Linked DNA regions of Homo sapiens: regions 2 and 3 are each linked to region 1. A link is a loop called in an ENCODE intact Hi-C map of the cell type or tissue named here. Cell type or tissue: PC-9. All regions are shown on one strand. Links, peaks and the distances in the headings refer to the core of each region. The heading gives the core; the rest is flanking DNA.

Region 1 (7,531 bases), core at 1,499-6,498:
CATTTCATTCTGAACCTTCAGACCTGGGCCCCTTATTACTTGTTTGGGCTTGTCTTCTTCACCAGGTCACAGCCTGCTGGGGCAGAGAATGGGGGCTCTTCTTGTTCACCCCTCTGCCCCTGAAATCACTGTAGGCCTCTTAGAAAACATCTTGTGATTCATGAAAGAGGGAAGCAACGTGTGAATTAGTAGCAAATAGTTTTTTAAATTGTGGTAGAATACATGTAAGATTAAAATGGACCATTTTAACCATTTTTAAGCACAGAGTTTAGTAGCATTAAGTACGTTCTCATTGTTGAGCAACCATTACCACCATCCAGTCCCAGAGCTCTTCGTCTTATAAAACTGAAACTCTGCACCCATCGAACAACTCCCTATTCCTTCCTCCTCCCAGCCACTGACAACCACCATTCTTTCTCTCTCTATGAATTCGACTATTCTAGAGGTATTAGCTAGGGTCTCCAAAGAAACAGAACGGATAGGGTAGACGATAGATAGATGATAGATAGATAGATAGATAGATAGATAGATAGATAGATAGATAGATAGGAATTTATTATGGGAATTGGCTCACATGCTTATGGAGGCCAAGAAGTCTCACAGTCTGCTGTCTGCAACCTGGAGAACCAGGAAAGCCTATAGTGTGATAGAGCCTGAGTCCAAAGGCCTCAGAACCAGGAGAATCAATTGTATAAGTCCTAGTCTGAGTCCGAAAACCTAAGAACCAGGAGAATCAATTGTATAAGTCCTAGTCTGAGTCTGAAAACCTGAAAACCAGGAGCTCCAATATCTCAGGGCAGGAAAAGATGGATGTTTCAGCTCAAGCAGAGAGAACAGACTCATCCTTCCTCCTTTTTGTTCTCTTTGGGCCTTCAACAGTTTGGGTGATGGCTGCGCACACCTGTGAGCACAGTTCTTTTTTAATTGGTCTACAGATTCAAGTGCTAACCTCTTCCAGAAACACTCTCAGAGACACATCCAAAATAATGTTTTACCAGCTATCTGGGCACCCTTTAGCCCGGTTAAATTGACACAGAAAATTAACTATCTCACAAGGTGCCTCCGGTAAAAGAAACTGTGCAGTGTTTGTCCTCTTGCGACTGACTTATTTCACTTAGCATAATGTCCTCAGCAATCATCCATGTTGTAGTGTGTGTCAGAATTTCCTTCCTTTTAAAACGGAGTATGATTCCCTTGTGTGTATACACCACAGTTCGTTTATCCATTCATCCAGTGATGAACACTTCAGTTGCAACCTCCGTTGTTTGGCTTTTGTGAATAATGCTGCTAGGAACATGAGTTTGCAGATACGTGTTCAAGACCTTGCATTTAATTCTTTTATGTTTTTGCCCGGAAGTAGAATTGTTGGATCCTATGGTGATTCTGCTTTTAATTTTTTGAGGAACGACCACACTAGTTAGCAACAAGTGATTTTGAAATAAAATTGTTTCATGAAGTGATGCTTCTCTACAAAGGCAGCCCCTAAGAGCCCTTTGGGGGCAGGAACCAAGTCCTCTCTTTTGTATTCTTGGAGTGGGAAGCACTACAGGCATCAGAATCAACTATGATTTCCGCATTACTGCTCAGAAAAGAGGAGCAAGCTTCCAGAAGCAGACCTGAGAATTCCTGAACTCAATAACGGCTCCTGTAACAAAGCTCATGTCCCCTTTTCACAGCTTCCCAGACAAGACCTCCTCTCCAGGACACCTCCCTGATTGAACCCCCCTATTTATTTATTTATTTATTTATTTATTTATTTATTTTTGTTTTGAAACAGAGTCTCACTCTTATTGCCCAGGCTGGAGTCAATGGTGCGATCTCTGCCCACTGCAACCTCTGCCTCTCGGGTTCAAGTGATTCTTCTGCCTCAGCCTCCCGAGTAACTGGGATTACAGGCATGTGCCACCACGCCCGGCTAATTTTTGTGTTTTCAGTAGAGATGGGGTTTCACCATGTTGGCCAGGCTGGTCTTGAACTCCTAACCTCCGGTGATTCACCTGCCTCAGCCTCCCAAAGTGCTGGGATTACAGGTGTGAGCCACCGCGCCTGGCCAGAACCCCCTTTATTTTGACATTGGTAGCTTTAAAGTGTCTTGCTGGCCTTCTTTAACCTCCTTGTCCCCAAGTCAGGCAATCCCTTTTAGAGACAGTGCCCCTAACGTAACATTTTAATAAGCCTAAATGCTTACCCCAATACTTTTTATAAACCAGAATGTCATATGTTAGAACCAACCTGAGCAAGTTTTACTTTGGAAGAAATCAATAACAGCAGGTTTCTCCTAGCATCTGTGGTGTCTAGGGCAAGGGTACAAAAGGAGACCCAGGTAGTGTGCATGTGTGTGCACGTGTGTGTGTGCATGTGTGTGTGCACGCATGTGTGTGCACGCGTGTGTGTATCGGGAGGTATAGGATACAGATATAGTAGAGAGATATTTAAAAGGTACAAATAAAACGAATGAATAAGTATGTTTCATCATTCTATCTTGAAAAGCATACCTTCATAAGAACAAAAATGGAGCGATATATGTAAAGCTGTTGTTTTAAATGACAGAAAGTTGGTAAAAATCCAAGACATCTGAATTTAATAATCATTGTGTATGCCTAAATATCCCGTGGATAGGCTACACTGTTTGAATAAGTAAGTAACAACATACATAATTGATAAGTTATATATTATCCATAAATTTTTGTCTTTTCTTAATTTTAGCAAAGAACACTAATTACGTTGTTAGAATCAATATTTTCATATAATTTGCATTCCATTGATAGTAATGACAAATTAAGCAAACTTTCTGAAATCATTAAGGTTCTCAGATCATTTTTTATTAGTTTTATTTTGAGGAAACTTTGACCCGCTAAAGCTATAGCTATTGGAATTGTCGATAAGTTTTAGGAAAGTACTGTGATGCAGAAACGTACCAGGAATTTACATAACTTATTCAAACATTGTAATAGGGCTGCACAAAAGAGATTGTCATTGTGGCATAAAATACAAAATGTTTTAATTTTATCATTTAAATTATTACCACTCGTATGATTTTTCCCATCCCTTAAAGCAATATCAAGATTCATAGATAAATAAAAAGAATCAGCTTTAGCATCACATATGTTGTATCTAGATCTATACATATAAAATGTAATAAGTGACACAAATTGTTTAATATTGAAAAATGTTGGTTGGGCGCAGTGGCTCACACCTGTAATCCCAGCACCTTGGGAGGCCGAGGTGGGAGGATCACCTGAGGTCGGGAGTTCAAGACCAGCCTGGTCAACATGGCAAGACCCAACATGGCAAAATTTAGTAGCAATTTTTCTTCTATAAATACAAAAATTAGCTGGGTGTGGTGGTGGGTGCCTGTAATCTCAGCTACTTGGGAGGCTCAGGCAGGAGAATCGCTTGAACCGGGGAAGTGGAGGTTGTAGTGCACCAAGATCATGCCACTGCACTCCAGCCTGAGCAAGGGAGCAAGATTTTGTCTCCAAAAAAAAAAAAAAAGAAAAAAGAAAAAGAAAAAACTTCCTGAGACACCAGGTGCAAGGGCTTCGAGTACTCTATTTATCTATGAATATTTCTGAAATCACTAACAGAAAATGGATTTTCAGCACTCCTGGGAAAGGATTTGGTTATGCAAGAATCGGTTGCATCCATGCTCTCTGCAAGGAAGAATTTGACAAGTCAATTAGTTTGTATCTTCTTTTTCAAAATGGTCGCAGTTCAGTGACCATCTCTGATAGCTGCAGTTGTGCAATCTACAAACCTCACAGCTTTTGGATAAAGTCACCTTTGGTCTCGAGACACAGACCTACAGAGAAGCATTTCCCTGGGGCCTACACAGTATTATTGACCAGAGCAGATATTTAGAGTTTAGGGTCACTTTTGCCAGAGACAAATTTCAGACCCTGAGCAATATATGTAAAGCTGTTGTTTTAAATGACAGAAAGTTGGTAAAATATCAAAGATGTCTGAATTTAGCCACTATTGTGTATGCCTGAATGTCCTGTAGACAGGCCATGCTGTTTGAATAAGTCATTTTGACCCTCTAATGCTTGGGGCCAAAGGAAGGGGCTCCTCTTGCCAATGTCAAAGGCAGAGTCAATGTGCAACTTTGCCTGAGAACTAGATGGATGGGAGCTCTTAGACTCCTTGTCCCAGGCACAGAAACTGACCAAAGAAGTGAGCTTTGGGAGTCAGCAGGTGGCGCCTGGTTTCCAATCAAAGGCTCTGACTCCAATCAAAGGCTCTGACTTTGCTCCTGACAGCCGTGGGTCCAGGGTCACTTTCCCATCCCAGTCCGGAAATGAAAAAGGGAGATGCAGCATTCTCAGGGGAGGGTGGGGCAAGGCAGAGGATCACTATCCAAATCATTAACTTGTTTAAATCCTGCTGGATTTCGCCATTAAGAGGCTGCCCACCACCCCCGTGAAATGTCCAGCAGCAGTTTGCAAGAGAGACACGCCACTTTCAGGCAGCCCCACAGATGGGGGTCGGGCTGGAGACGAGCAATGTGATCCCAGGGCCCAGTGCAGGCCATCTCCTGGAGTTCCTCAGAAGAGATGCTGATGGCAGAACTTTAAAAAAAACTCTTCATTTTAATTGGAAGACGGGGCTGCTTTTAGGGCGAGGGCTGGATTTGGTTCCATGGAAGACCAAAAGTGTGTCTATTTTGGGGCATATGATCCAAGGAAGCGCCAGGCAAATGGGGCCCTCACACCATGTGAAAGCTTCTGGGGGTCCAGTGAGGACCACCCGCCAACAGAAGCGCAAGACAAGAATGCGTTTTATAGGGCATGGGCTCACACACTCCACATTCTGTGCTTTACAAACAGGTGCCTTTTGGGTCCTTACAGAGCCCTATAAAAGACATCCTATTATTATCACACCATTATACACATGAGGTCAGCAAGGCATAAAGACTTGGAGAAATGGCCCAGGGGTGTCAGTTCCAAAGCTCATCCCCTTAACAGGTTAAGGGCTGAACACACGTGGGGCCAACCATGAAAAGAACAAGAGCAACAGCAGCAGCAAACCCACAGGGACAGGCAGGACGGCAGTTTGCGTGGGTACCAGGCTGGCTGGGGAGCGAGCCACGCTCACTCTCCCGCAGCTTCCCCTCCCCAAATCAGCTCCAGCCTGAAGAGCAACCACTGGAAACAACACTTGCCACAAACCCAGCTTCAAGCAGGTGACCCTCCCAACCCTTCCAACCAATCCCCACTCCTCCAGTCCTCACCCCTTCCCAGGAACGTCACAGAAACTCTGTCATCCCCACTGTCCAGCGAGGCAGGGCTGCAGCCGCTCCTGGAGTGACAGGCTAACCGTGGGACAACTCACAATCAAATGAACCCTCTTCCGCGTACCCAATGCAGATGTCAACACCGACACACACCTCCATGGATGACGACGTGCACCCACGCATCCCCACAGCGCACGTCCAGCAAGCTCAACAAATCATCACAAAGTCAAGGGCTTAACACAACACCTGTTTATTAGCTCATGGTTCTACAGGTCAGAAGTCCGACGACATCTGGGTGGAGTCACAAGGCCGAAAGCAAGGCGTCAGCTGGGCCGCACTGCTTTCTGCAGCTCTGAGGATGACTCATTGGTGGGCAAGTCTGGTTCCCCGCAGTTGTGGAGGGAGGTCTCATTTCCCTGTGGCCTCCACTGGGAGCCAGTCTTTGCTCCTCGAGGTGACCTGTATTCTTTCCACTTTCCACGTGGCTTCTCCTCCAGCCACAGCCACTCCGTCCCTCCCACACTCCAGATCCTACAACTCTCTCTGTGGCAACAGCTTTGGGCTGCAGCTGGACAAAGTTCTGTGCTCTTCAGAGTAAAGGAAATCAAAATATTTCTCCTCAAAATATTGAGAACTGTTAGTTCAAGACACTGAAAACGCAGGGAAACACTGCCTTGGCCTCCGCTTACCTGATGGCAGGACTTCAGTCCCTCCTTCCTGGAGACAGTGCTTGTCATCCACCCAGAGAAGGCAGCAGCAGACACCAGAAGAGTCTGGGAATGCATTTTACCATCTTCCTCTAGTTTCCCACCTTTTAAAAGATGAGAGCTGCTCTCACCTTCATCTTGTCACTGTATAGAATTTATGGCTCTTCATTAGAATACTGTTTACGCAAGGCCTCTAAGCCACTGCCTTCAGAGAGAAATACTTTTGAACTGAGACCTCTCTCATGTGATGGGTACAGCAGGTGTTAATAAACGTCTGCTTGTTTTTCTTTAGTTAATTTGACTTTTGTTTTCAGGAGAGTGTCTCAACTAAGAACCCAGAAAAAGGGAAAGGATAGAAAAGAAATTATGTTTTGTCTCCTACAAGGGCTCATGTGATTAGATTGGGCTCACCCGTATAAGCCAGGAAGATCTCTCTATTTTAAAATCACATATATTTTCTTTTGAGACGGAGTCTTGCTCTGTCTCCCAGGCTGGAGTGTAGTGCCGCAATCTCAGTTCACTGCAACCTCTGCCTTCCAGGTTCAAGCGATTCTCCTGCCTCAGCCTCCTGAGTAGCTGGGACTACAGGTGCCAGCCACTGTGCCTGGCTAATTTTTTTTGTATTTTAATAGAGACGGGGTTTCTTCATGTTGATCAGGCTGGTCTCAAACTCCTGACCCCAAATGACTCTCCCGCCTTGGCCTCCCAAAGTGTTGGGATTACAAGCAGGAGCCACTGGCGCCAGGCCACAAATCCATAATCTTAACCTCATTTGCACATTCCCTTTTGCCACAGAATGGTACCCATTCACAGGTCCTAGGTATAAGGGTGAGGGTGAGAACATCTTGTTGATGGGGGAGGGGTGTGAGTCTGCCTGCAAGTGGGCTGGGGGAAGATTTTATGGACCTCATTGTCTTTACATGATAAAAATACCACTTCCAAGTTGAACTCGGCCTGTAAGGTTTTCCCCAATTTTCAAGTCTTTTCTCCTAAACAGAGTCTATCAGTTGTAGTGGCCTCTGGGGAGGGAGGAAGGGTCCCTAGGCAAGAGTGGGGCAGGCAGACTGCTTGTCACTGTTTTCTCTTTTGTATCCTGATACTTACTCCATGAGCATGTTTTGCCTTTTACAAAAAATTTTGTTTTTTAAATGCCTTTTACTGCATGGCAATTATCCATTTCTCATATCAATGACCACCTACCCACCCACTCTGACTGCTATTTTGAGTTGGAAGCTGTTCACTTACACAAAAATTACAGCTTCTGGTGTGTGTGTGTGTTGTTTAATTGTTTCATAGACATTAGGATGCGGGTATGGTTTGGCTCTGTGTCCCCACCCAAATCTCATGTTGAATTGTGATCCTGAGTGTTGCAGGTGGGGCCTGGTGGGAGGTGATTGGATCATGGGGATGGTTTCTCATGTTGCAGCACCATCCCCCCAGTGCTGCCTCGCAATAGAGTTCTCACGAGGTCTGTCTGTTTGAAAGTGTGTAGCACCTTCCCCTTTGCTCTCTCTTCCTCTTGCTCCTGCCATGTAAGGCATGCTTCCTTCACCTTCGCCTTCCGCCATGATTGTAAGTTTCCTGAGGCCTC
Region 2 (7,531 bases), core at 1,374-6,373, 130 kb after region 1:
GACAGCCACAAAGTGAGGACTTCGTGGAAGTGAAGGCCAGCTATAGTAGATCTTTGTACACTCACTACTCTGTTGCTGCGCTGTCAAGATATTCTCCAAATAGGGGGTGTGATCTGCAGGTGCTCCGCTATCCCAGCACACCACAGCCCCAAGCCCGGGTCAGCCTGCAGGATGGAGGATGCGCTGCAGACATATAGCCCCCAGGGCTGCCCTGGGGTCGACGCCCCCGCCTCCTGGCCTCCAGAAAGACAATTCTAGGGCATAGTCTCATGGCTCCTCAAATGCGTCTCCAGCATGATGGAGCCCTAATAGTTGGTTAACAGTGGCCACTAGCTCAGTAGCTGACCCCCGATTAGCTTTTCCTCTTCCCTCTTCTCACCCTCTTCTATTTGGATGGACTGCTGGGACCAGTCATCTCCCCGAAAACATCAGCACCCAAGTCCTTGTCTCAGGCTCTGCTTTCAGGGGTTGTAAACCAGGACAGATGGTAAATGGTGCTAGACCACTGGGTTTTCTGTCCACGACACAGGCACTCAGCTGAGTGATGTAACTGAGGACTCGGTCGGTTCTGGTCCTGAGCACTCAGTCGGTTCTGGTCAAAGCCAGTGGGCTGTTACGGATTGTTAGAAATTCCCAATTTAGAAAGCCAAGCAAATATTTTCTTCTGTTAATAAGATACACTTATACTCAGCAAAGGGGATTGATTCCTCATCTGACATTTTTACACTGAAAAGGACAGGGCTTAGTGGCTCATGCCTGTAATTTCTACACCTTGGACAGCCAAAGCAGGGGGATTGCTTGAGCCCAGGAGTTTGAGACCAGCCCGGGCAATACAGCAAGACTTCGTCTCTACAAAAAGTTAAAAAAAAAAAAATTAGCCAGGCATGGTGATGTGTGCCTGCAGTCCCAGCTACTCAGGAGGCTGGGGTGGGAGGATCACTTGAGCCCAGAGGTCGAGGTTGCAGTGAGCCATGATTGCACCACTGCACTCCAGCCTGGAGACAGAATGAGACCCTGCCCCGCACCAAACAAACAAACAAACGAAAACTCATACACGTGTATATGCCCTGTGGGTCACTTCCAGGCTGAGGACAACTGCCAGAGCAGGGATTCCTGACCCTTAGCTAGGCCTGGATCCTGGTTCAGGCTCTGTGGCCCCAGCCCACGTGTCAGCAGGGAAGCCCAGCCCCAACCTCAGATGGCTCTGCTCAAACGTAACTCCCTCAAAGCCGCAGAACCCTGCGTGACTTTCCTATCGATGTTGTAACAAACTACCACAAACTTAGTGGCTTAAAACACACATTGACTCTCCAACAGTTCTGGAGGCTGGAAATCTGAAACCAGGCCCACTGGGCTGACGACAGGGCCAGTGCCTTCTGGAGGCTCCGAGGGGGTGAGCTGCTTCTGTGGCCCTGCCCTTTCCTGCATCCCGTGGCTGCCTGGATTCCTGGCTCAGGGCCCCTCCACCATCTTCAAAGCTCGGGACTCCAGTCTCTGCTCCCACCATTCCAGGGCCTCCTGCTGTGGTAAGATCTCCATTTCCCTCTTAAAAGACCCGTGATAACATTTAGGGTCCATCTGGGTAATCCAGGGTATCTCACCATCTCAAGAGCCTTCAATGAATCACACCTGCAAAGTCCCTTTTGCCAAATAAGGTAACACCTACAGGTTCTGAGCATTAGGATAGAAATATGTTTTTTGTGGAAGGGATTACTCAGCCGACCACACCGTATCAAAAACACAAGCACACCATTGCTGCCCACTCCCTCCCCTGGTCTCGTCCACCGCTCTTGACATTCTTGTATCTGTCATTTACTTCTCTCCTTTTTCTCCCACCAGAACAGGCTCCATGAATGCAAGGACTTTGTCCTGTTCACCAGGAACAACCTGGAACATAGCAGGTGCAGTCAGCCAATGTTTGAATGGATGGATGATTTATAGAGTACCCATATGCCAATGCAGGTGGACAGACGGGAACTCAGAGCTTCTCAAGCACAAATCTGGGGACAAAAACAAGAAGCACCTTGAACGGGCTGTGTGGAGTGCCCTGGGTAATTGGCACCCGGGTGTTTCGCAAGTTGGCCTGTATGGCCTGCGGGCAGGAACCCACCTGTCCTGCTCACTTCTGTATCCCCACCCAGCCCCTAGGCCTGCACTAGTGCTCAGCAGCAGCTGCATCAATAGCACCTGCTGCCTGAACAGAAAAGGAAGCTTCCCAAGCACCTGTAATCGGCAGTTTGGTCTCAGGTCCACCGATCCACCACCTCCCCGCTGGTCTCAGCTGCATCTCTCCACCAAATTTACAGCCCCACTGCCTCATCATCATTGTATTATCCCCGGCTCAAGAGCACAGGGTGCCTGCTCCTTCCTGCCTCTTCCTCCCTTGGAGCCAGGCTTCCCTGCCCCATTTCGGGGTTCTCTGCAGTTTGCCCTACCCCACGTGGACAGACTCCATGGCATCCACTGGTCACTCCAGCCAGGTCAGCGGCCCCACCCTCAAACTCCCCTATACATATCCCACCTCCTCCCATTTGCCCACTGCCCCTGTGACTAGGGAATGCCTCCTTGGTCCCCTCCCTGCCTGTGCAAAAACTGCCTCTCCCTCAAGCCCCACACTGAGGCTTCCCCGCAGCCTGTGTTCCCAGGTCTCGGGGATAGCCCACCTGCCACCCAGACTCTCAGCCCCACAGCACTTCCTCCCTGTGCGTGAGTTTCTGACCATCTTTTTTTGCTCCCCAGGGAAGAAGATGGTTTAATTTCTCCTGTGCCCTCCAGCTGCTGGGCTTTGAGACCTATAGACTAACAGTTCCATTTACGAGCTGCACACTACTGGACAGGCTGGTAACCCTCCGGCCTCTCCATTCCGCCTCCATAAAGTGGGCACACGACCCCAGCCCAGCACCAGCAGGCGGAGGGCACCAACACAGAAGTGGACAAAACCCTGCAAAGCCACAGGTGTGCCCACTGGTGCCAATAGCCCACCTGGTGCCAGCGATGCCCCGCTCAGCTGGGAGAGGCCCAGGCACCACCAGAGACCAGGACAGAGCGGGCTTCAAAGTGTAGCTGGGCCGGGAGAGGTCTCTAGACAAAACCCAGAACAGCCGGTTACATCGAATTTTCAGGTGCACAACTAATAATGTTTTAGTGTACATTACCCCGGATATTCAAATGGACCCGGGTATTCTGCATTTGTATTTGCTCAACCTGGACCCCACTGCCTGTGCCAGTCAGAGGGAGTTTCCCAAAAAGCCCAGCCTCAGGAGGCGACATCAGAGGTGGCCACCCAGGAAGGAGGCGGGGACGGGAAAATGGCAGCCGAGCTTACAAAGAGATGCGCTCCACGATATTTGCTTCCCACTAAAGAGCTGTTTTCTAGAATAAATAAAATAATCTTCTTGCTAACTATCAACAAGGGATTGTTTCGGTAATATTTTTCCACTCCGGTATGATTCTGCAACAACTCGGAAAACAAAGCAGTCACTCCCACAACAAAGATCCCTGTGGAAACCGCTCACCTCCATCCCGAAAGTCAGTCGTGACTTCACCTCACATTCCGCCAGAAACCGACTGCAGATTGTTACCAAAGAATCCTTGTGCAAACAAACACCAGCCAACTGCGACTGAATGGCAGGAAATGTAGCAGCTTTTTCTAATTTTAACTTTCTCCAGGAATGCATTCCTTCTAAACACGCTGGGCAAATTCTCCCCAGACCCGTGCATTCCTCTGCGGTCAAGCAATCACCTTCAGGGGCCTAAGACAAACTGCAGATTCCAAGTGTGCACTGGCCTGGCTGTGAGGGGTCCCCGAGCTCCAGGTCCCGTGCTGACTCACTGAACGAGGCTCTCCAAAGTGACTAAGAGGTTGGAATGAGCTATCTGAACAGGAAAGCACTCCCAGACTAGAGGGGGAGCCACAGACGGGAACAGAGCCCAGCAGTCTCCACCTCAGGAAGGCAGCATCAAGCAAGAGCGATAAACAGGGGCCGAGTCCACAGGCACCAGTCCATGACCCAAAGACCAGGACACACAGGCCAGGACTAGGAATGCCGCAAAAGTGTAATTCTGCAAATTATCCTCCCGGGACAGAAAAATTCAGAATTGTGCCTGATTTGATTTTAAAAGCCCATGAGGGCAAGGGACAAACCGGGATGCAGTGTCTGCAATGCTCGTAACTAAGAGAGGCTTATTTTCCAGAAAATTCAAAGCACTCCTACAATTAGCCAGGCATGGTGGCACAAGGCTGTAATCCCAGCTACCCAGGAGGCGGAGGTTGCAGTGGGCAGAGCTTGTGCGCCACTGCACTCCAGCCTGGGCGACACAGTGAGACCCTGTCTCAAAAAAACAAAAACGAAAAGCACTCCTACAATTCAGTAAGAAAAACGGGCAAAAACCACAAAAAGGATTTCCGCATGGGAGGAAATCAGAATGGTCAGTGAACATTAGCTTCTGGCAGAACATAAAAACACTCAGATACCATCTCACACCCATCAGACCATCCCCCCAAGTGAAAAAAAGGCGGACAATATTGAGGGAGGGGAGCATGCGGAGGAGCCTGGGCGAACCTGAAGGCTGCTGTGGGAAGTGGAGCTGGACTGGCAGCCAAGGCCCAGCCGCACTCCCTAGATAAACATTTGCACGCTGAGCTGGAAGTCATGTACAAAGACCTTCACAGCAAGTGTGGTTTTTGATAGCAAAGGCTGTAAACAACCTATTGTCCTTTAGGAGCAGAAAGAATAATTAAGCTAAGGCATTAACATACAGCAGTCCCCCCTCACCCCAAGTTTCCATGGTTTCAGTTACCCCTGGCCAACTGTGGTCCCAAAACAGGTGCTACAGTACAATAAGATATTCTGGCAGGGAGAAAACACATTCACACAACTTTTATTACAATATAGTGCTATAATTGTTCTATTTTATTATTCATTATTGTTCATCTCTCAGTGTGCCTAATTTACAAACTAAACTTTCTCATAGGCATGTATACATAGGAAAAAATAAATAGTACATACAGGGTTTGGTACTATCTGAAGTTTCAGGCACCTTCTGGGGGCCCTGTATCCCCTGCAGATAAGGGGGGGACTACTTACAGGGGAAAGGCACATAGTAATGAAAACAGATGAACTACAACTACAGGTATCAACACAGATGAACCTCAAGAACATAATGCTCAGCCAAAAAACGAACTCTTGCAAGACTATGTATTAGCTACCTAATGCTGTGTAACAAATCGCCCCAAACAACAGACTTCTATTATCACACAGTTTCTGTAGGTTAGGAATCCAGATGTGGCTTAACTGGTAAAGAAGAGACTCTCTTCTTCAGGGCCTCTCACAGAGCTGCCATCAAAGTCTTGGCCCAGGCTGGGGTGTCATCTCAAGGCTAGACTGGGGAGGGGTCCTCCAGGGTCATCTGGGGGAGGGGTCCTCCAGGGTCATCTGCTTGTTGTAGCATCCAGTTACTTGTGGCCATGGGACTGAGGCTTCAACTGCATGCTGGCTGCCGGGGGAGGCCACCCTCAGTTCCTTGCCACATGGCCTCTCTATATGGCAGCCTGCTCCACCACAGCCAGCAGGGGAGACCATCTGTTGTCAAGGAAGAAGTTCTAAGCCCACATAATGTAATCACGGGAGGAAGGCACAGCATCAACTTGGATGCATCCTACTGGTTAGAAGCAAGTTGCTAGCTCGGCTCACGCCAAAGGGAGGGGACTTCACAGGATGTGAACACCAGGAGGTGTGGATCACTGAAGGCCATCTCAGAGTCTGCCAGCCACAAAAGATACTGCATGATTCCATGTACATAAAAGTTAAAAACAAAAACAAACGATGTTGCTTAGAAACACAACCCCATGTGATAAAACTAAAAAACAGCAGAGAATGACAACTGCGAAATTCAGGACAGGGACTCCCTCAAATGCTTCAGGTTTATCTGATAAACACATTTTTGCAGGAAGGGGAGAGGATCGGGAGCTGGAAGCTGGGATTGGGAGGGGCAAAGGGAATTTCAAAGTTAAGTTCCATTTCTTGGCCTGAGTAGTGGCTACACAAGTGTTCATTGTTTTTGTGATTGTGTAAACATTCCCAAATATTTTCAAATATTACCTGTATCTACTCAAAGTTCAGGGACCACATGGCTTGCTCCCTTAGCACCCCACAGAACAGTGAGGACAGGGGCTCTGCACCCTGTGAAACCTCAAGAAATGCAGCAGATGCCTCCCTGGCATCCCCGCCTCCACCTTGCCCTGCAAAGAAACGCACCAGCTCTGACCGAGAAGCATGTCCGGCACCCAGAAATCCTGCTGTCTCTCCTCGCCAAACCAAATGCAAAAGCCTCCAGCCTGACCTGGAGGTAGAGCCGTTCCTCCAGAGGTTCAGCATGTTCCTCCACGCAGCGGCATGACTCTCGGATCTCACCAGCCTCTTGCCCTTCAGTTTCAAATGCAGGCCACGGACGCTGCACGACTCGGTCTCTCTCCACAGGGCCAGGGCTCCCCTCCAGGACCTCGAAGCACCCTACTGTTGGGGTGCTTGTCTCTGTTTCAGTTGTCCCTCTTAAGGTAACTGAAAACAACCACGGATTTGCTGGAAGTTGGGAGTCGCCCAGAACCACATCCTGTTTGGCTCTGGCACTGATTCAATCATGCCAATGTCACCCGGACAAAAGAACTTTCTACACAGGCTTAAGAAAGAGACGCGGCACCTGCAGCAGGAAAGGAGCCCAGCCGGAGAGTTCACCGCACCAGTCAGCGAGCACAGAGTGCTGGACGGATGACCAGTGGGGCCTTGGGGCAGTGTGGGGCGCAGGAAAAGAGTACCTGGTCCCGCAGTGACTGCAGTGAGGAGGACCCTGCATTTTTACCCACCCTCCTCACCTGGCACCACTGCTGTACAGGCTGTCAGGTACTTGTTGAATGAATGAATGAATGGATGAATTAATGAATGAAGCTCTTCTCCAGGTGCAGTGAGGAAATGCCAAAATAGAAACAGACTGCCAGCATGGTGGCTCACGCCTGTAATCCCAGCACTTTGGGAGGCTGAGGCAGGCGGATCACCTGAGGTCGGGAGTTCGATTCCAGCCTGGCCAACATGGTGAAACCCCTTCTCTACTAAAAAATACAAAAATTAGCCGGCATGGTGGCGCATGCCTGTAATCCCAGCTACTCGGGAGGCTGAGGCAGGAGAATTGCTTAAACCCAGGAGGCAGAGGTTGCAGTGAGCAGAGATGGCGCCACTGCACTCCAGCCTGGCCAACAAGAGCCAAACTCTGTCTCAAAAAAAGTAAAAAATAAAATAAAATAGAAACAGACCATCCAAGTGGGACAGACTGGCCACTAGCAGCTGCAGGACACAACCTCGGTGACACCCTTCTTGCTTAAGACTAGAAACTCAAGTGCAGGGTCTCAGGGTCTGCGTGTGTGTGCACGCATGTGTGTGTGTGCCCATGTGTGTGCATATGCGTGTGCGTGTCTTTCCCAGCGCAGGGCTCACTCTGTGCACTAACTGCATAAGCAAAAAAAAATCATCTACGGAGC
Region 3 (7,531 bases), core at 1,478-6,477, 1.3 Mb after region 1:
TATTAAACAGATCATATAGAATTTTGATATCAATAATTACACTTCTTCAAAATTCTTGCCAATAGAACACAAGTATCTATCATCATTTATTTTGCCATCCTTCTAGTATTGGACTTTATAAACTGCTTCACGAAAGATCCTCCAGCTAAATTCTTGCCAGCATCCTTAATTACTTCAGTTAGATGTGAGACTCATTCAATCAAACAACACATTTTGTGAGCTTTGGCTGACATCTCGTGGAAAGTCAGCTTGTTGCCTATTTCACAGCCTCTGTGTTTGCATCAGCTCTAGGGCAACAGAAAAAAGCAAACCCTTTTCTTAGCAGCCTAATAGGTGGGGTCTGATGTTTGCGATAATTTATCTTAGACTGACATTCTCACCGTTACACAGCAGTTTCTGTGTCAATGCTGGGACCAGCCAAAAGCTGCGCTTCTCCAACCACAGACTGGTGGTAACATTTCCACACCTTTCCAACAGAAACATATTTACATGACAACTCCATGCAGAATAAGTCTCCATCTCTTTTATTTGAAGCAAAATTCAGGCACATTTTATAAGAGCAGCCGTAATATAACTTTAAAGAGAACTATTTCCTAGGCATTTAAACAGCACTTGGAGGGTTGGAAATCCCAGCCCGGCCAGTAGAGGGCACTGTGCAGGGGCAGCCGGAGCCACCCGCCGTCATCTCTGGAAACCCTGTGAGATTCCAAGATGCTGCACCCAGAAACCTGCTGCTGGGGAAGGAGCTGACTTGTGATCCTTCCCTGTTATGTGGGAGTGGAAAGTGGTGGCAAAGGAGTTTGCTTAGCAGGTCTGGAGTAATATGGTTAGGCTGCCAAGGGTGGTAGGGTGAGGTGTTACAGAGAATGGCATTAAGGGAGGAGACCACTCCTCATATTGCCTTATGCTCAATTTCTGCCTCTAAAGAAAGAAGTAAAAACTAAAAGGCAGGAATGAAATCCACAAGCAGACAGCCTGGCGCCACACCCTGGGCCTGGTAGTTAAAGATCGACCCCTGACCTACTCGGTTATGTTATCTATAGATTACAGACATTGTATAGAAAAGCACTGTGAAAATCCCTGTCCCGTTCTGTTCCATTCTAATTACTGATGCATGCAGCCCCCAGTCACTTACCCCCTGCTTGCTCAATCGATCACGACCCTCTCACATGGACCTCCTTAGAGTTGTGAGCCCTTAAAAGGGACAGGAATTGCTCACTCGGGAGAGCTCGGTTGTTGGAGACGTGAGTCTTGCCGAAGCTCCCAGCTGAATAAAGCCCTTCCTTCTTTAACTCGGTGTCTGAGGGGTTTTGTCTGCGGCTTGTCCTGCTACAGCATCACATGAGAAGCATGATACAGGGTTCTTCTTTCTTTAGCTGGAGCACCACTTTAGACCATGGGATGGGGAAAGCCAGTCAGAGACGACTGGAAGACCACCAGGCCAGAACAATAAGGGTTAATGCATGGACTTTGGCTGGCTCAGAAGGAGTTTGGCTAAAGCAAGTATGTTTTGGACTTCAATTAAAGACTTGAACTTGAGATTGAGAAATCTTTCCACTGAAGCTGCCCCCAAACTCCTAGGACAGAGGCAGATGCTTGGATTGTCAGTGAAGCCAGCAAAGGAAATCTTGGAATGGTTTCCCAGGAATAGAGAATAAGCCCTGGGAGACGCCAGTTTTGAAAACTGGTACTATCGTGCTTGTTAGAGAGTCATGGTGAGGCAGGAGAATAGGGAACTGGGGTAGCAAAGGGTTGAGGCATAAGCAAAGGAACAGCAGATGCAGCCAGTTCGCATAAGCAAGAGAACAGCAGGTGCAGCCAGTTTTAAGCAAGATTGGGCAGGACATAGGCTACATCTTCACTCCCGTGATAACAAGAAAGAAGTTTCCACTTCAGCCCCTGAATGACTGCAGGCCAAGTTTCCACTTTAGGCTCTGATTGGTCACAGGCCAATCCTTCATAGGGTGTAACCAATTGGAGGCCTCTAAAGGGTACCCAGGGGTGTTGCCAAGTTCTTTTGGCTTTATAAAAACCCTAATTGAAGAGGCTCTTGAGCTGCGGGCTCCAGTCCGCTCGCACTCTGTGAATTGTCTTCAATGAATCTGTGCTTTCCTTACTCCGTTCTCCTGTTGCTTTGTTTTTCGTTGCTTCATTCCTTTGTTACTTTGTGTGTTTTGTTCAATTCTTTGTTCAACACACCAAGAACCTGGACAACTCTATCTGGTAACAATGGAAGAGTCAATCATCCAAAACTCAAAAAGAAAAAAGAAAATCTTATTCAAGGTCTCAAGTCTCTAAATGGGCCCAGTTAGATGTTTGAAAAGTAAATTATGTGTGGGAAGCACAGAGTCCAAGGAAGAGCATGTTAAGTTTCTGAACACTCCTAAGGAAGGAGGAGGAAGACACCTCGGTCTGTTTGTGAAAATTGGAAAAGGTACAAGTTAAATGTGTAGATCCTGCAACTGGAGAAGACTCAGAGAGGATGTTTATATAGGGAGGAAGGGAAGGAAAGAAACAGGATTGGTAGGTTACCCCATCCAATTCCGTGGAATTGAGAGCTCGGAAGATAAAGTGGCCCAGGGTTTTCTTCCATCAGACTGAAATGATACAGCCTTCCTGTTCCCACCTGGATCAGTCACTGGTGCTGGGCCACCCTGGGGCAGCAGGACCTTGGGTGAGGGAGTTCTCTGCAACTGAATCATCCCAGAATAGGCTGACAACTGAAGGCCCCTGCCAACTGCCCTCCTAGCAGCTGTGGCATCTTAAGGGGAATCAGGCCAGCACATCTCTGTGTCCAGCACAACGCAACACGTTTTGTGGACACACACACTACATGAGCCCTGAAGTTCTTACCCTCCACCCACTCCCACCTAAATTTCCGCAGGACATCATGATAGAATTGCCGTGCAGGCTGAAAGGAGGTGAAGAGCCCCCTCTAAGGGACCTCCTGGTGCTCAGTAATGCTTTTATTTTCAATCACATACTATGGTAATCATATCAGCACAAGCACACAAATGTGGTTAAGTGATGAAGCTGAATGAAACTTTCCTAAGATGTCAATCATAAATTCCATCAACCATACTAAAGACTGATTTATCTTGCTCTTCTCTCTGGAGAAAATATTACAAGATTAATATCAATGAAGAAGCAGAATATGCAATCAGAAATACATAGGGAAAAAGCTGGGTTAATAGAAGTATTTTCCTGGATTTTGTGATGTGTATCGCATTTGTCAGCATCTTTAAATGTGTCATTCGTTGAGACTTATTTTTTCCTTCTAGATGAATATTCGCTATCCTGCCTCCTTTTGGGTTGGTAATTTGGGGTTGTCTTTCTTAGGCCCCTGCCCTGGAAACTGCGCCGGGATCCCAGGCGGAGGGGTGAGGAAGGCGGACCTCGCCCAGCGGCGACACCCAGAGCAAGTCACGCAGAAATCTCCAGGCCGCACTTATCTCCGGTGCACAGCGCGGGAGATGACACGCATCCCACCGGATCTCGCACAGCACCGCTGATGAATAAGCACACAGCTGTTTGTACAACTACCACCGGCCGTGGCGGCCGGAGACCCTCCCTCCCTTCCGCCGGACATTGGGGCGTGGCTGGAAACTCGGGAGTGGATTGGCCGGAAGGTGGGACGCAAATTTGTTTGAAAGGCCCAATCAGTGCCCGGCTTCTCCGCTCTAGCCAATAGAAAACCGAGAGGAAGGCAGGGAGGGCGGAGTCTCCTATTTGAGTTTGTGGCGCGCGAGGCCCTGCAGTCCGGGTTGGCGCTTGGGTACTGGCTGGGTCCGATGCTGGGTACGCTGCGCGCCATGGAGGGCGAGGACGTGGAAGACGACCAGCTGCTGCAGAAGCTCAGGGCCAGTCGCCGCCGCTTCCAGAGGCGCATGCAGCGGCTGATAGAGAAGGTGCGGCCCCCGCCGGTCCGCCGGGAGGGGAGGCCTGCGTGTCGGAGTGAGGCTGGGAGGGGACGTAGGACGGGAAGGGAAGGGGCTCTGAGGACTCGGAGCGGGGGTTGGGGAAGCGGGACTGGGGCTTGGATGCGGAGAGAAGGTGGAGGCGGAGCTGGGGGCTCCGGAGAGGGAAAAAGGAGGCAGCGCCGAAGGCTTCGGTGCGGGGACGGGGAGGAAAGACTGGGGCCTCCGGAACGGGGAGTGGGGAAGCAGGCCTGGGGCTCGGGTGCAGAGAGGAGGGTTTGGTGGGGCTGGGGGTGCTCCTGAGTGGGACGAGAGAGGCGGAGTTGGGGGCTCCGCTGCAGAGACCGCGTTTGGGGCGCCCCAGGCCAGACTAACGGCCTCTCACGGGCTGGCGCCGCCTCCTCCCGGGTCTGGGGCCCCTCGTGGCCCTGGAACCTGACAGGAAGCCCCTTCCTCCTCCGCAGTACAACCAGCCCTTCGAGGACACCCCGGTGGTGCAAATGGCCACGCTGACCTACGAGACGCCACAGGGTAAGGGTCTTCCCCACCTTCTGAGTATTCGGGTGAAGAGTGTGAATGGAGTAGTTGAAATGCTGTCCCTGCTCTCTTAAGAAGTAAACATTGTTCACCTAACTAATAGGAACCAAAACATTGGTGCCCTTAAACCTGTAAATTACTTGAATTACTTATTAGAACAATTCCTGAAGAGACATAGGTGCCTCCTGGCTCACATGCCTCCGGCTTACCGGGTTGGCATCCCCGCTGGCCACCTCCCCACCATGGCAGCGTGGGGCAGTTGCTTAGCTGGACTGGTCTCAGTGTCTTCATCTGTGAAATGGGAAGGATGATGACAATAATGTCTCCTGGGCGTGGGTGTTGTAACAGTCACGTACAATCCCTATGAAACTGTGAACAGTACCCCGCCCCGCACTGTGAATACTCACATTGACTATTGTTTGCCCTGTTTAACTTGGAGTAGTAACTGTCTTCCTTGAGGCTCCAAGTACTTGAATAGGGAGGAGAAGGCATTCCGTTTAATAGTTAATGTAAACGGACTGAAATCTTGTGGATTCTTTTTGGTAAATAGCTGGTGACACTTTGCACTGGCTGGGGTCAATTCCTCCCATATAGCTTTATAACTAACTCAGTATCACTTAATGAAAACAAACCTCAGAGCAAGTTCTATGTTGCATTAAACGGACACAGAAGGTTCACAAGATCTGCTCCTTGAGTTAAAAGAAATCCTACCTTTCTGCCTTTATAGCCAATCCAGACACATCTTGGGTGAAAAGTTTACACAGGCAGAAACTAAAATATTCCAGTGGCAGGTCTGCTACCCTTTGGTCTCTGTATAACATGTAGATTGCCCTTAGAAAGCATTCATTCAGTATATGGGATGTAGAGATTGCCTGCGAAAAGTGCTTACTCCCTCTATATGGTATATAGATTGCCCTCTATATATTTTAAGGACAGTCGCTGTCATATGTTCCTTGTTTTCATTTAACTTTTTGGGCTAATGATGTAATTTGATGAGCCGTTTTCTAGTAGGTAGGAGAGATTTCCATGAATGACGAATTTGCCTTAAAAACCTGAAACTTTACAAAGAGGAACAATCGCAGGGTATCAGAAACCTGGCTTGGTTTTAATATTGTACCTTTTTTTTGCCTGTCACTTTGGCATCTGGTGAACACAGATTGAGCAGAAGTTCAGCGTTCAGGATTATGTAAATGGTCATTTTTGTTTCTTTTCTTCAGGATTGAGAATTTGGGGTGGAAGACTAATAAAGGAAAGAAACGAAGGAGAGATCCAGGTATTTAGTGTCAAATTTTATTGCCAAATAACCTTGCTGTGGAGGAGTATTCATATGAATAAAGGTGTGGGTATGCCCAACCTCTGAGCTTACGCAGAGGCCACCACGGGGCACTTTTTCTCATGATTATACTCTTTCTGTTTTTAAGGATTTAGAAGCATTTCTTCTGTAGCTTGTCAAGTGCAAGGAGTCACTGTGTAATATTTGGCCTTTTTCATCACCCTGTGTTTCCTGTGTCACAGGCTGAGGGGCTCTGATAATACATGTGCAGAGGCTGGGCCAGTTGGGTAACCCTCCCCAAGGTCACGTGCCAGCCCAGCGAGGCACTCACTTTGTTTGGGTCCTTACAGAAAATACCAAATCCAGTTCCTTCTAGGGAAGAAGAATGTCTCTCTTCCTGTTTTGAAAGGGGAGGAAGAGAGATGAGGAGAGGTGCAGCCTGGAGGATCACACATCTTTCCTTCTGCATTTTTCTACCTTCGGAAGACCCTGGCTTCCCTGCCTAGTTGATCCGAGGGTGTTGTCGCTCTGAGACCCGTTATTTTAGTGGAAGGTGCTGTTGGCCTTTCTACGGGGGCATCCAGGAGCCCTTTTGCCACAGTGGCTTTTGCCAGGTTATCTGGTATTCAGTTAATCACTGCCTCTCAGATGCCACATGGTTCCTCTCTGTGGTCACAGGTCAAGGAACCTGTATGAAAGAATGAAAAACATCAAGATCAATGTGACGATATTAACAGCAAATTTGAAATCAAATCTTCTTGATTAATTATTCTAGTCATAAAAATGTTAAAAGTACATACAACTACATAAATGAGCTGATTCCTCTCTGCAAAGATGGTCACTAATGCTATTTTAGTACAATGTGATTCCCTATAATACATATCTTTATAAATGCATTTTTTTCTCCCTCACTTTTCCGGTTAATACATCTGGCAAACTCTTCTCTTCATCAACTGTTGTATAATTATAAAATTATATAATTATTTAAAAAATCATGTTTTTTTAACTGCTCTCCTGTTGATAGGCAATTAGCTATTTGTGGCTTCCTTTATTAATAAATAAGGGTCAGCACACTTTTTCCACAAAGGGCCGGATGATACATATTTTAGGCTTTGCTGGCTCTATGGTCTCTGTTGTAACTACTCAGCTCTGTGTTGCAGGAGGAAAGTGGCCGAAAATAATATGTAAATGAGTGTACGTGGCAGTGTTCCAATAAAACTTTATTTATAAAGCCTCTGTTAGAAATGGTTTTCAGAGAAAATCCCGGTCCTTGTCTCTTCCCAATACTGATAGTCCCCCTTTTCGATAAATGCTGAGAAGTGGGATTATCGGGTTAAAGTATATATACTCTTTGAATTATGCATAATACAGATGTCCACTCATTAGACCAGTGCTTAATATGGTCCTGGTAGCAAAAAGTTTTCATTTAAAGATTTATTTAAGGTTTTTGCTTAAAATGTAGGAGGAACCCTACCTGGGTCTCCAGAATCTTCAGACCCTTTCTTGGGATTAGGAAACTGGGCGTAGCCTGAGATTTCAGCGGGGACATCTCTGACTTCACTGTAATTGCTATTGGTGACAGTGTCCAGATCCGCCTTCACCTTTTCCCAGACGACTTGGTGCTCCTGCCGCCCTGGAGGCTGGGGGAGGCTGTGGGCCCTGGCAGGCCGGGTGTTGACCTGTGCTGGGTTGGTTATAACACAATGCCTGGGTTCTGTTTGTAGCTACCAGAGCTACCACATAGTTTGGGGTTGGTGTAGATCGTCTGCTTCTCTGTGATTCTCAAACCAGGTTCTGCCTCAGA

The links. Peaks named below come from ENCODE experiments on the same cell type or tissue, not always from the same donor. Only the 100,000 strongest peaks of a DNase experiment are listed, where the experiment ranks them.
Region 2: a loop joins it to region 1, with 5 times the contacts of the local background. A loop is called at or near these places in 6 of 110 quality-filtered maps.
Region 3: a loop joins it to region 1, with 7 times the contacts of the local background. A loop is called at or near these places in 4 of 110 quality-filtered maps.

What each region holds. Positions count from the first base shown.
Region 1 is chr2:235,103,977-235,111,507 of GRCh38, reverse strand. No RefSeq gene overlaps it. Among named protein-coding and RNA genes, the nearest start is that of SH3BP4, 160 kb to the right of the region's middle. In PC-9, for the core only: CTCF peaks have their summits at 3,997 and 4,201 (motif pointing right); a DNase peak (open chromatin) is centred at 4,197.
Region 2 is chr2:234,977,712-234,985,242 of GRCh38, reverse strand. The region is part of intron 1 of SH3BP4 (SH3 domain binding protein 4); the gene reads right to left. It overlaps LOC105373939 (a long non-coding RNA gene), which reads left to right and starts at 6,465. Exons shown (of 3, transcript XR_924008.1): 1 at 6,465-6,556; 2 at 6,678-6,899. RefSeq lists enhancers at 355-1,068, 1,044-1,338, 1,069-1,783, 4,168-4,905. In PC-9, for the core only: no CTCF peak of the experiment used is centred there; DNase peaks (open chromatin) are centred at 1,642, 2,072, 3,732 and 4,552; H3K4me3 peaks cover 3,303 bases; H3K27ac peaks cover 5,000 bases.
Region 3 is chr2:233,850,761-233,858,291 of GRCh38, reverse strand. HJURP (Holliday junction recognition protein) reads left to right here and starts at 3,757. Exons shown (of 9, transcript NM_018410.5): 1 at 3,757-3,908; 2 at 4,382-4,448; 3 at 5,672-5,727. The coding sequence starts at 3,792. RefSeq lists a silencer at 3,556-3,815 and enhancers at 2,883-3,875, 7,400-7,531. In PC-9, for the core only: no CTCF peak of the experiment used is centred there; a DNase peak (open chromatin) is centred at 3,621; H3K4me3 peaks cover 3,128 bases; H3K27ac peaks cover 373 bases.